Regions from separate parts of the Homo sapiens genome. Here regions 2 and 3 are each linked to region 1. Evidence: chromatin contacts called from ENCODE Hi-C data. All regions are on one chromosome and are shown on one strand. The core of a region is the stretch at or near the end of the contact, and the rest is flanking DNA. Distances in the headings are between cores, read along the strand shown.

Region 1 (3,606 bases), core at 472-2,971:
TGCGTATGGTCTTACGTGGATATAATTAGCTTACCTGGCATCTCTTTTGGACCACCCCAACTGATTTGCACGAACTGCAACTTCTTGGTTAAGATGCCTGGCAATAGTTTTTATTTCTGGCTGCAAATTTTCCACCTAGCTAAAAAATAGGTTTTGTTATGAGCACATAAAGGATCTTTATTCATAATGACTCATAATCTTTCACATTATTCCCTCGAGTCATTTAAAAATGTAGTTTACTGATCATATCAAGAAATCTTAATTCTAAGCACAAGATGTTAATTTGCTTAAAATGTCCTCAGTCACAACCAAATTCACAATGCATACTTATCCATGTGATCCTGTGCAAGTAACTTAACCTCTAAAATCATGTTCCCTCACATATAAAATATATAACAGCACCTACTTCACAGGGTTACAAATATTAGATAAGAACTGCACCCTGGGCTTTACTGTTCCATCTCTACATTTCCTAGTAACGTAAGCGGAGAAAACAGCAGTTTGTTAAGAACCTTTAATACACTGTGATAGCCACAAATCAAAAGTAAAAATAGCATTTATTCCTGCCCTGTGCTCATTCTTCCTGTAAAATGGCTCACTGCCTTAATGTTGCTGCTGATTCCGTTCCTGTTTTGTTTCCGGTTTTTTTTCCCCATGCTCACAACCTGAAAACAAGAAAGCCACTATTTTTGAAATATCCCATTTGAATAATCAAGCACTTTAACCCGTATTATCTGACTTGCTCTGATAACGCTGTGAAGTAGGCAAGGAAGGTACTGCTAGCCTGATTCCTCAGAAAAAAGGATTCAGCATTAAAAGGTCAAGTAACTGCGACCAACCAGACACAGTCTTAGTCGGGTCTGGAGAGGAAACAAGTTCGCAAACTGTTAGTCTAGTAGTTTCTTCCTAATAAGAAAGACCAGCTGGAATACTTTGGGACGAAAGACACTGCAGACATACTGGCTATTAAAACTTTTAAGACATAAATTTTGTAGGTTTCGCCAACACAATTTCTTCTGCGACTGATTTCTTTGTCTCCGTTCCCCGAGAGCAAGTATAGTAACCACTTGTGCTTGGAGCACAAATCCAGTAAGACAAAAGAAATGACAGGTACACGTGTCACAAAGTATCTTATTTAACACACCTAATGCTAGTTCAATTTTTTTTAACGCTAAAATGGTCACAATGAAATGGTCACGATGATTAAACACTAAGCACTGCAGAAGGCAACATCGTGCGATCGAAAACCCTGAGTGAATGTCGGCCTTCCTCCGCCGCAGGGGTTGCAGCGCAGGGTACGCGCACGGCTCGGCGCCCCTCACCTTGGCCAGGATGTAGTGCTGGTAGGCTGCCAAAGGCAGCGTGACAGCACCCCGTAAGGCCACGGTGGAGAGCAGAATGCTGCCCCACCAGGGCAGGCCCGTGGCGGCGTGCACGCCGAGCAGTACTTCCTCCGCAACCCGCACCGGCGAAGACGCGGCCAGGGCCTCGTACCAGCCGTTCGCATGTACTGCAGAGACTGGTGCCACTGCCCACACTGGGAGAGTGGGGCGCTTGGCGCCGCTCGTAGGAACCGGCGCAAGCGGCAGGTCCCTAGCCCAAAGCTGCAGGGCAGGGAGCGGCCGCAGCCACCGACCGCCGAGCCGGCACAGCATTTCTGCACCACGGCGGAGCCCAGATCCCGGGCCTCACAATCCAGCGGACATACACCGGCCAGCCAAGGCTGATACGCGCACGCGCCAGCAACAGCGGGCATAAAGCGCATGCGCGCCTGCCTGCAGCCGCGATTGACCTTCCCAGTCAAGCCGGTGACGTCTTGCGTCGCAGTGGATGTGACGCAAGAGATAGGAAAGTCCCGCCTTTCCCACGCGGCACTGGACAGGCCTACTGCGCACACGCGAAAGTTTCCCGCTGCTAGGGTGTAGTTAGTCCGAGGCCGGACCAAAACTGCAGAGACATGGGTGGAGCCTGCTGCCCTCCGCCAGGCTGGGTGTTCTTTAGGGAGCTCTCGCCTTGTAAAGTTCATCTACACCGTGTAACTTACCATTCTTTTTCACTAAAGCTAATAGTCATTTGTAGTGGAATTATCCTTGCTCGGTTTTTTGTGACCAGAAGCTGATCCCCAACCTCTTTACGTGCACCTGATTGCTTCCGTTAGCGATTACGATAGATTATCATACTCAAGAGTCACACGTTGCTAAAGTACCTGCTTGTAGAGAGACGCATGTTTCTTGCTGACTCTGAGTGTTAAGCACGAGGGATAGTTCAGTCTCTTGTAGATTTAATTGGCCCATCTGTTCCAGTTAGTATTTGGACCACCAACTGCAAACTGAATTTCTTCGGTGTTTTGTCTTCCATGATAAATAGCAGCAAAAATCTTATAGTAAAAGTATCATCTCTTTATTTAAGGGAAACTATCACTGGCAGTACGGTGAATTCCTTGAGTTTACTTGTATCCTATATAAGCTTTAAAGAGCCTGAACAGCAGCACTGGCTGTCTTCTGGTTTAAAGGAATACGTTGAATCTACATGGACTATATAGTTTTAACTTTTGTGTTCCTGGAAACAACAAAATGGAATGTTGTGGAGGAGTTTCCTCACCGAAGGGTCACCCCTAGACTACAGACTAAAATATGTTGTGAGGAGTAAACCTTGATTTTTATTTATTTATTTATTTACTTACTTAGGAAAAGAAGCCTCCAACAATGTTGGGTAATGTCAAACGCCAGCTATTGTTTGCCCTTCACTGTGCACCTAACCAAGGGTACCCTACGATAACTTTCTCAGGATTCTGGAATTCATCTGCTTTCCAAACTGACTGATAAATCTATACATGAATTTTTAAATGTGTTTAAACACACAGCACAACACACACTATATATAAACTTTTTCTAAAAGAAAAACCTACCAATCTATTTCTTTATCCATTTATTAAGCTAACAAAAAAGCCATCAGTTGCTACTGACTACTGTTCAGCTGTTCATAATCTGAACAGAATTTTAAAGTTATTTTTGCTAGACACAGTGGATCACGCCTGTAATCCCAGCACTTTGGGAGGCCAAGATGGGAGGATACCTTAAGGGCAGAAGTTAGAGATCAGCCTTGGCAACATGGCAAGACCTCATCTCTACAACAAATACAAAAATCATCCAGATGTGGTGGCTTGCATCTGTGGTCTCAGCTACCAGGAGGCTAAGGCGGGAGAATTGCTTGAGCCCCCCGGAGTCCAAGGCTGCAGCGAGCAATGATCGAGCCAGTGCACTCCAGCCTGGGTAGCAACAAGATTCCCATCTCTTTAAAAAAAAAAAAAAAAAGCAAGAAAAGAAAAAAAAAAAGCTGTAAGCTGTTCTTCAATTCCTAAGATTTAATTTTGTGGAGTTCTATCGGGGTCACAAATGAGATTTCAGTGTTGGAACACATTTTTTGCTATACATTGTGTTCATATATTACATTCTTATTTTAAAAAGTATTTCCTTAAGTTTGAATATTGATCTAAATAAAATTTATGAATATTTAGTTTCTGCTAATTTCATATATGTGTATAAACACATTTCTTAATCTATATAACAGGGATGACTAGAACTTGCTATCTACTTGGTAGAGGAT
Region 2 (3,324 bases), core at 211-2,710, 1.0 Mb after region 1:
ACCCCACAATTGTTAGATATGGCCTCATGAAGCATTGAAGAGTGCATATGGAGGAAAATTATGAAAAATTATCCTAGAACAGATGACTGAAAAGATGAATTTTGGAAAAAATCTAGGTTATTATAACATATTTTAATTTGTACTAATTTTGACACCCCCTCAGAGGAATTTTTATGTTTTTGAAACAAGAATTATTTCTGTTTTTATCTACACACAGAGTTCATTTTATAAGTGCTTGGAACCCAACAGAGCTTAATGAATTGAATAGGATGTTCTTGGGAAAGAGAGTATAGATAATACGCTTCAATAGTTAAGACATCAGGTGAGAAAGCCATTAATTTTAGTTAAAATTACCATTTTAATTAGTCATTTTATGATAACATAGACAATGGAAGATGATTAAGAAAAATGAAGAATCAGCATTTCTTGATTCTTCAATAGACACTTGAAAAACTACAACACAAGGAAAACCCACTGTTTGATGGTCTAAGATCCTATCCCACTATGCTGACATTTGTCAAAACACTTAAATTGTTTGGTTTAAAGAAACTCCTTTTTATCCCTGCTACTAATACAAAGAATATACTTGTGTTTGTTCATTGAAGAGTTTCTAAGTATTAGAATTTCAGCAACAGGAAATTCATTTCTCAACTTGTATTCTTCACACAAAAGGCATCAAATTGCTCATGAGTTAATAGGTTGACAGCTATTGTCATTTCCTGGTGGGAAACTTTCATAGTTAGAGGAAAAGAAGGCTGAACACCAGATGCTGTTCATCATGTATTTTGGGATATGTTCTTGAAGGTCTGAGATTTACACTGAATTTATAAAGCAATGCCATTGAGTCAAGTAGAGAAGAATCTAGATTATAGAACAAGGCTGTGAAGTCAGATGGTTGTGCCAACAGTGTCTGCTGTGCAGAACCTTTAGCTCCCACTTCTCTCTCACATGCACTGAGTCAGAAAATGCTATTTTGTAGGCTGTAGCTACTTGTCAGGTTTATGACTCAACAAACTGAAATATTAGCCAAATGAAATATTGTTGTGCAATTCAGGGTGCTCACTCATAGCACATACAGTGTTGAATATAATCATCTATAGCTTCAAATGTGCTGGTCATGAGTCCACTAAGAAATGCAGAAAAGAAGCAAGAGGAGAAACAGTCTGACCTTAGCTGCAAAGGGCACCAGGATGCCAGCATGCTAGAGTCATGCTGGTTTCCCCCTTCATGGAAGTGACAGGCCCATGACAAATTTACGCAAATATGACATGGAAAATAATTTCTTGAAGAAAACTTCTTTTGCCATATGTTTCCTGGTTTTCTTCTGGTTTGGCCTGTGAATGGTATCAGTTTATTTTCGAGTCTAGTATCCAATATTCCTGGAAGCTAGGGCTGAGGAATGTTCATTTCACAGGATGGCCAAGGTCTGATATGCAAGGCTGGGATTGAGTGAGGCCCCAGGGCAGGCTGAGAACAGGAAGCGGTTTCACTGACATTCCATTCCTTTCTCTCCCTGACCACTCCCATCTCAGAGTGGCCAAGGATCACTGAAGAAATAGTAATTGTCATCTAAACCTCATAACAGGGGTGTCTGGCACTTGAGAGTTGACCCACTTCAATTTATTCAAGCTCCCACTCAAAAAAACTCTCCTTGACTTACAGGATATGAATACCAATTCCCTAAAGCAAAGCATAGTGAGAATTTCAGTAAAAGAAAAGAAACGAAAACCCCAGAAAAAGTATTCAGTAATTGAAGAGTCACCATCCCGAGGGTCCTATAGGAGCTCACCCTTGGTCGGTGAGAACTACTCAGTCAGCCTCACTTACCTCATTGCTCTGGCCAGCTCATACAGGCTTACAAGAGCAGGTTATTAAATGGTCAGGAATTTTGATAGCCAGTTATTCATTGTTGGAAGCATAAATTTGACCACAGTGGGAGTGTTTATGGAAATCAGCAAATGCTACAAATCTGATTTTTTTTTAAATTTGAAAGCTGTTTTACCAACACACCGCGGCTTATAGCTCTGCATAAACATAATCTGTATCAACTTTATCCTCTTTTTCCTCCCCTTACTATAGCCTCTGTCCTCTGCCCTCATTATCCTCTGCTGGGATCTCTTGAATATTTTTTCCCCTTTAGCTGGTTTTCTCTTTCACTCATTGATTTGTCCTGGGTTTCATCATCTAGGCAACTCTCACGCACAGAAAATTCTTGGGAGTTGTTCTCACTAGACTGATAGCAATACCACTTTTATTTATTATTATTATTATTATTATTATTTTGAAACAAGCAAAGGCTCTAGGAATGAAATACTAGAAGATGAAGGATTTTTTTCTTCTGGATCATAAATCTGGGCATCCCATGCCTACATGTTCTGGGACTCATGAGGCATTCTATTGATCCCCAAATTGCTATTAATAGATACCAAGTGAAAATTTGGTATCTCTTCCCATCAGCCCTAATCTCAGAATGCATTATCTTTTCTAAGCAACAACTGAAGCCTGTGTGCACTAGCAGTTAAATGTGTATCTGCAGGAGGTTTAAATATTCCTAAGTGAATGTGGGAAGTGGTAGTGTATTTTGGAATTCAAGGGATCTTAGAAATAATGTAGTCTAATTTGCTCATTAGTCTGGTGAGTAAACAGAGTTTCAGACAGATTAGCAGTTAGTGGTAGAATCAGTACTAGAATTCAGATCCCTGGCTTCCTCTTCTGGGCATTTTCAAATCTGCAACAATGTCTATCTTAATTAACATTATAATTAGGACCAAGATAATCTTCATTCAACTCAACAAATATTTTTTGACTACCAGATATATTTCTATGTGCACTTATTTTATACTAGGTACTGTTCCAGGAGTTGAGACTACCAAGAAGTTCTCTACTTTTTAGAGCATTCTTTTGAGAACTAACATTATTTGTATTAGTATGACTTAACTCTTTGTTCCAGGAAATTCTTACATAGAAAATAAAACTAAGCTCATGGAGAACTTTGCCATTTGCTTGAGGAAATTCTTCTAAGTCAGTTTATTCAGGACATCAGTTTGCACATCTGAGCCAGCAGATCACTCCTCAGACAAGTTCGCTTTTTCTAGCAAGACCCTCACCTGTTTTGTCCACTAACTCTATTATGTCAACAACTGTGCCCAATTCCAGTCCATTCCCTACCTTGTCAGATCAGTTTTAAACATTTTGAGTCCAATTCTCTGAACATCCTCCTTCTGAGACACTAAAATGCTGTCAGAGCATTGTTCCTCCTGTTGAGTAATTCTAATAAATTTAACGTTTCCTGATTGAAGGGGTTTTTTGTTGTTGTTGTTGGTA
Region 3 (3,679 bases), core at 868-3,367, 1.6 Mb after region 1:
TGTTTGGTTGATTCTAGAATAAAATGCAAATTTTGAACAACTAAGATTAAACTTTAGAAATTCAAGGTCTTTCCTACTTTCAATTTCTACCTAGGTTCCCAAAACTTCTCTCCTACAGAACCCCCAACCCCCAGCTCCCTACACAGACATTTGCACTTCTCTCTAAACACTGCTCAAAAGCAGCATTTCTCAAACTTTCTCTGATCAGGATTCACTGAGCCGAAAGGAAAACAAAAGAAAATATGGTCTACTTCACTGATTCTAGCATTGAAGAAAGCTTTGTGATGGGAACAATTAGGGAGGAATAATTATAATAGCAGCATTTCAGCAATTACGCAGGAACAAAGCCATCAGGAAAAGTGTAACCTAGGAATAATTCTATACATAAATTAAATAATGCAAAAATAGGAGCAACTGAAAACCATAGCTAGCTTAAAACAATCCTAAAATTATAACAAGGTTAGAGAATCTTCTCTGAAAATTCGGGCAATCCCAACAATCTAAGTGTGCGTTAAAAGTTCTTGCTAAGCATTGCTTGACAGTGGGATTTCTTAGCAGAATATTAAATTAGGACCCTCAAATTTTAGAAGGGTAATATTTTAATTTGTGAATATCAAATTTTTAAATTATTAATAATGCACTTGGAAGATTACTCACAGCTAGGTAATATTTATTTGAATATAAATATAAGCATATATTGAATTCCCAAACTTTTTCCACTCCTAAAAAACTGAGAAACAGACTTTCTGAACTGCTCTTGGGCTTCAGACTATGCTGAGATGAAAACACAGCTGTAGTTCAGGGGCTTCGTCACAGATAATATGCATTTTGGTGTCACCTACTGGCATGATGTGACATGACATGACAGAAGTTTATGAGCCAAAGCATTTAAAATAGTAATGGTGCATTGTTCTGTGTCAAACACTGCGTCAGGCACAAAAGGTACAGTAGTAAGCAAAATAAACTACTACTTCCACTATCAGGGGAGGCAAATATTAATAAAATAATCACAAAAGTAGAGGCAAGATGGAACGGTCCTAATCTTGGGGATCAGAGAGTGCTGAGGCTGAAGGCAGGGTCTAAGTTCTCTAGGCAAACAGAGGAAATAGGGAGATGAAGGGGAGAAGACTGCGTAGGGGACTGGACAGGAGGGAGCCTGGCATGTTTGAAGAAGTGAGGGAAGCCATGGTGGCTGGAACCCAGAAAACTGAAGGGAAAGGAGGGTAGGAGTGGTGAAACATGAAGCTGAAGAGATAATAATAGTAGTTGTAGTAATAAGATGCTCTTTCATGGATAATTCTCTATCATGGCTTCACAGAGAGCTCCAACCTGTTAATGTTCAATTTAATTGTATTGAACAGCTACAAAGGACCACATTCTATAGCTGCAATGTTCTCATCTTCAAGGTCATTGGAAAATGTTGTTATCAAAATTAAGGGTGTAGCTCAATAAACTGACAAACTCAAGATTCAAAATTGTTTTTAACAACCAGGAGTTGGGGGTTAAAACAAACAAGTTGAAAGTTAAAAAAAAATAAAGTCCTTCATGTAAGGTGAAAACAAAAATATGCAAAATATGGTAGCAACCTGGCTTATAAAAAAGATATGGAAATTTTAGTTGGCCTCAGGTTCAATATATGTTAAAAGTGTGAAAAGACACGGAATATTAACTTATGATTTTTTTAAGTACCTTTTCTGGATCAAGGGAGGTAAGAGTCAAGAGGAGTCTTTGCAGTTCTCTGTGCTACATTTTAAGGATTTTGACCAACTAGAAAAAAATGACCTGTGTAATGAAGAGTTTAAATGCATGCCAAATGAGAGTCTTAGCTTGAGGGTAAAGGGCCTATGGAAGACTTGATAAGTTTTTCAAATACTGGAAAACTTGTGATGTGAAAAGAGTGAATTCCTCCAGTGTAAAGAACAGAACAAAGGCAAGTGGAGAGACACTACCAAGGGTGGAACTTACAATGAAAGCTTCTGGAAAACAATAAGCTTATACAAATATATACTGTTTTAATAATGGTGAGGCACCAGTGGTTGTTATTTCTGAGGCCAGCATCCTATGCAGTGTAAAAGCCCAAAGATGAATGGAGAAACACGGCTCCTATTTTCTGTTCTACCTGACGGCACAAGGTGCCAATGATGCATTACTCATCAATGACCCCTGGCTTCAAAACGAAATAGACAATAACGCAGAAAAAACAGAAGACAACCTAATTGTATAAACTGAAGACAGTAGAAGATAAGCACTCAAAGACAGAGAATAGAATGACAAAGGAAAAAAGAAATGTTTTCTTTTATTTTCTCATTTTACTCTCTCCTCTGCTTTTTTAACCTACATTCTTGTTTTTATTTTTCAACTATCATCTTCTGCTTCTTAAAGAATGGTGACAGTCTTGCTTAGTGAGTTCCAGGACTCGTGGGATTTTAAAGAGATAACTTGAGAACCACAATAACCACAAAGTTTATGTAGCAATAAACATCCTAACATACTGCACAAAGTGAGAACAAAATGAAGTCAAAGTACAGTTTAAATATACTGATGGAAAATTAATTTACAATGAGTCACTAAAGGGAACTGGGGACACATCCTGTCAAGATGACCTCATTGAATCCACACTTCTCTCTCCTATACAAAGGCCCTTGGTTCTTTCCTAACCACAACAAAATTATAGTATAATATTTTAAAATAGGTGAATGCCTGGTGGGCCAGACCTAATTTTGAGCTTCCAGTATTTCCTCTTCTCTTCTTTTCTTAGAAACTACCTTAGAAAAAAGTATTTCTAAGCAAGCAAAGCCTGCATTTGTCAGTGTGAGCTAAAGTTACCTGTTCTGTTGAACGAAAGGATTGTAGCCTAGGTTTGCTAATTTAGACACAGTTGAATATAATGAGCAGATAAAGACGAGGAGCTGCAATTGGTGGTAAGAAGGAACAGGATTGTTGTGTCATAGGCATAAATGTATCTTAGCTATTTTTAAAATATAGAAATAATTATTGGTTCCTGAGAAGAAGCCGATGGTTAGTTGGTCAGTGGATTACTTCCTGTTGAACATTAGATGATATACCAAATGCTGGGTTAAGTCCAAAACAGTTTTACCTCAGATCAGTCTGACGGCTTTGAGGAAAGGAGGAGGCAGTCACATCTTATGATTTTTGCGAGGAAATATCATTTCTGATATTACCTTGAGTTTGGAAGATGAAAGAAGACTATGTGAAATATTAAGCTTTCCAAATTATAGATTCTTTGGCCATGTGAAAAAACAAGCATCATTCTTCATGGCCTCACCCTGTATTAGCTGTGACTTGCATAAAATGGCTAAGCTTCTCTACACAGTCCTGATGACTTGTTGAGGTTGTTCTCCAAAGAGAAAATAAAGTGACTGTTTCACAGGCAGAAGATCTGGTCCAATGCAATTTAACTTGTAGAGTATGGAGGAGCATACATTCTAACAATTATAAAATGACTTGTAATAGCATTATTGTGTAATGTACTTTCACATTTGTGGTGATGTTCCCCATCACTTACTTGTGATTTCTACACCTGTTAACATGTGTTGAAACATCTTCTCAGTACACATTTTACTTTTTTCTATAGACTGTAAAGGAGGCAAAAATTAAATGCTTCCTTAAGCTTGGAAACAATATTGTTCTCCAAGAGCAAATGTAGAATCAAGACGTC

What was found. Hi-C counts contacts between places; a loop is a spot of excess contacts on that map. Pooled maps may share reads with other maps.
Region 2: a pooled map shows a loop between it and region 1 (2.6-fold over the local background). The contact joins the enhancer-like site here to the promoter of COX18 in region 1. A Hi-C loop is called at or near these places in 3 of 50 pooled maps.
Region 3: a loop to region 1 is called in a pooled map, with 2.4 times the contacts of the local background. The contact joins the enhancer-like site here to the promoter of COX18 in region 1. A Hi-C loop is called at or near these places in 2 of 50 pooled maps.

What each region holds. Positions count from the first base shown.
Region 1 is chr4:73,067,995-73,071,600 of GRCh38, forward strand. It overlaps COX18 (cytochrome c oxidase assembly factor COX18), which reads right to left and starts at 1,722. Exons shown (of 6, transcript NM_001297732.2): 1 at 1,323-1,722; 2 at 35-135. The coding sequence starts at 1,655. It overlaps LOC112268467 (a long non-coding RNA gene), which reads left to right and starts at 1,952. Exons shown (of 2, transcript XR_002959797.2): 1 at 1,952-2,035. RefSeq lists enhancers at 1,041-1,556, 1,491-2,010, 1,557-2,073.
Region 2 is chr4:74,108,236-74,111,559 of GRCh38, forward strand. No RefSeq gene overlaps it. Among named protein-coding and RNA genes, the nearest start is that of CXCL2, 11 kb to the left of the region's middle. RefSeq lists an enhancer at 1,277-1,571 and a silencer at 2,857-3,151. Within about 2 kb of position 1,461, at least 21 of the 41 ENCODE cell types and tissues checked have a DNase peak (open chromatin) inside an H3K27ac peak, as active enhancers do.
Region 3 is chr4:74,622,399-74,626,077 of GRCh38, forward strand. No RefSeq gene overlaps it. Among named protein-coding and RNA genes, the nearest start is that of BTC, 170 kb to the right of the region's middle. RefSeq lists a silencer at 717-1,011. Within about 2 kb of position 2,118, at least 6 of the 41 ENCODE cell types and tissues checked have a DNase peak (open chromatin) inside an H3K27ac peak, as active enhancers do.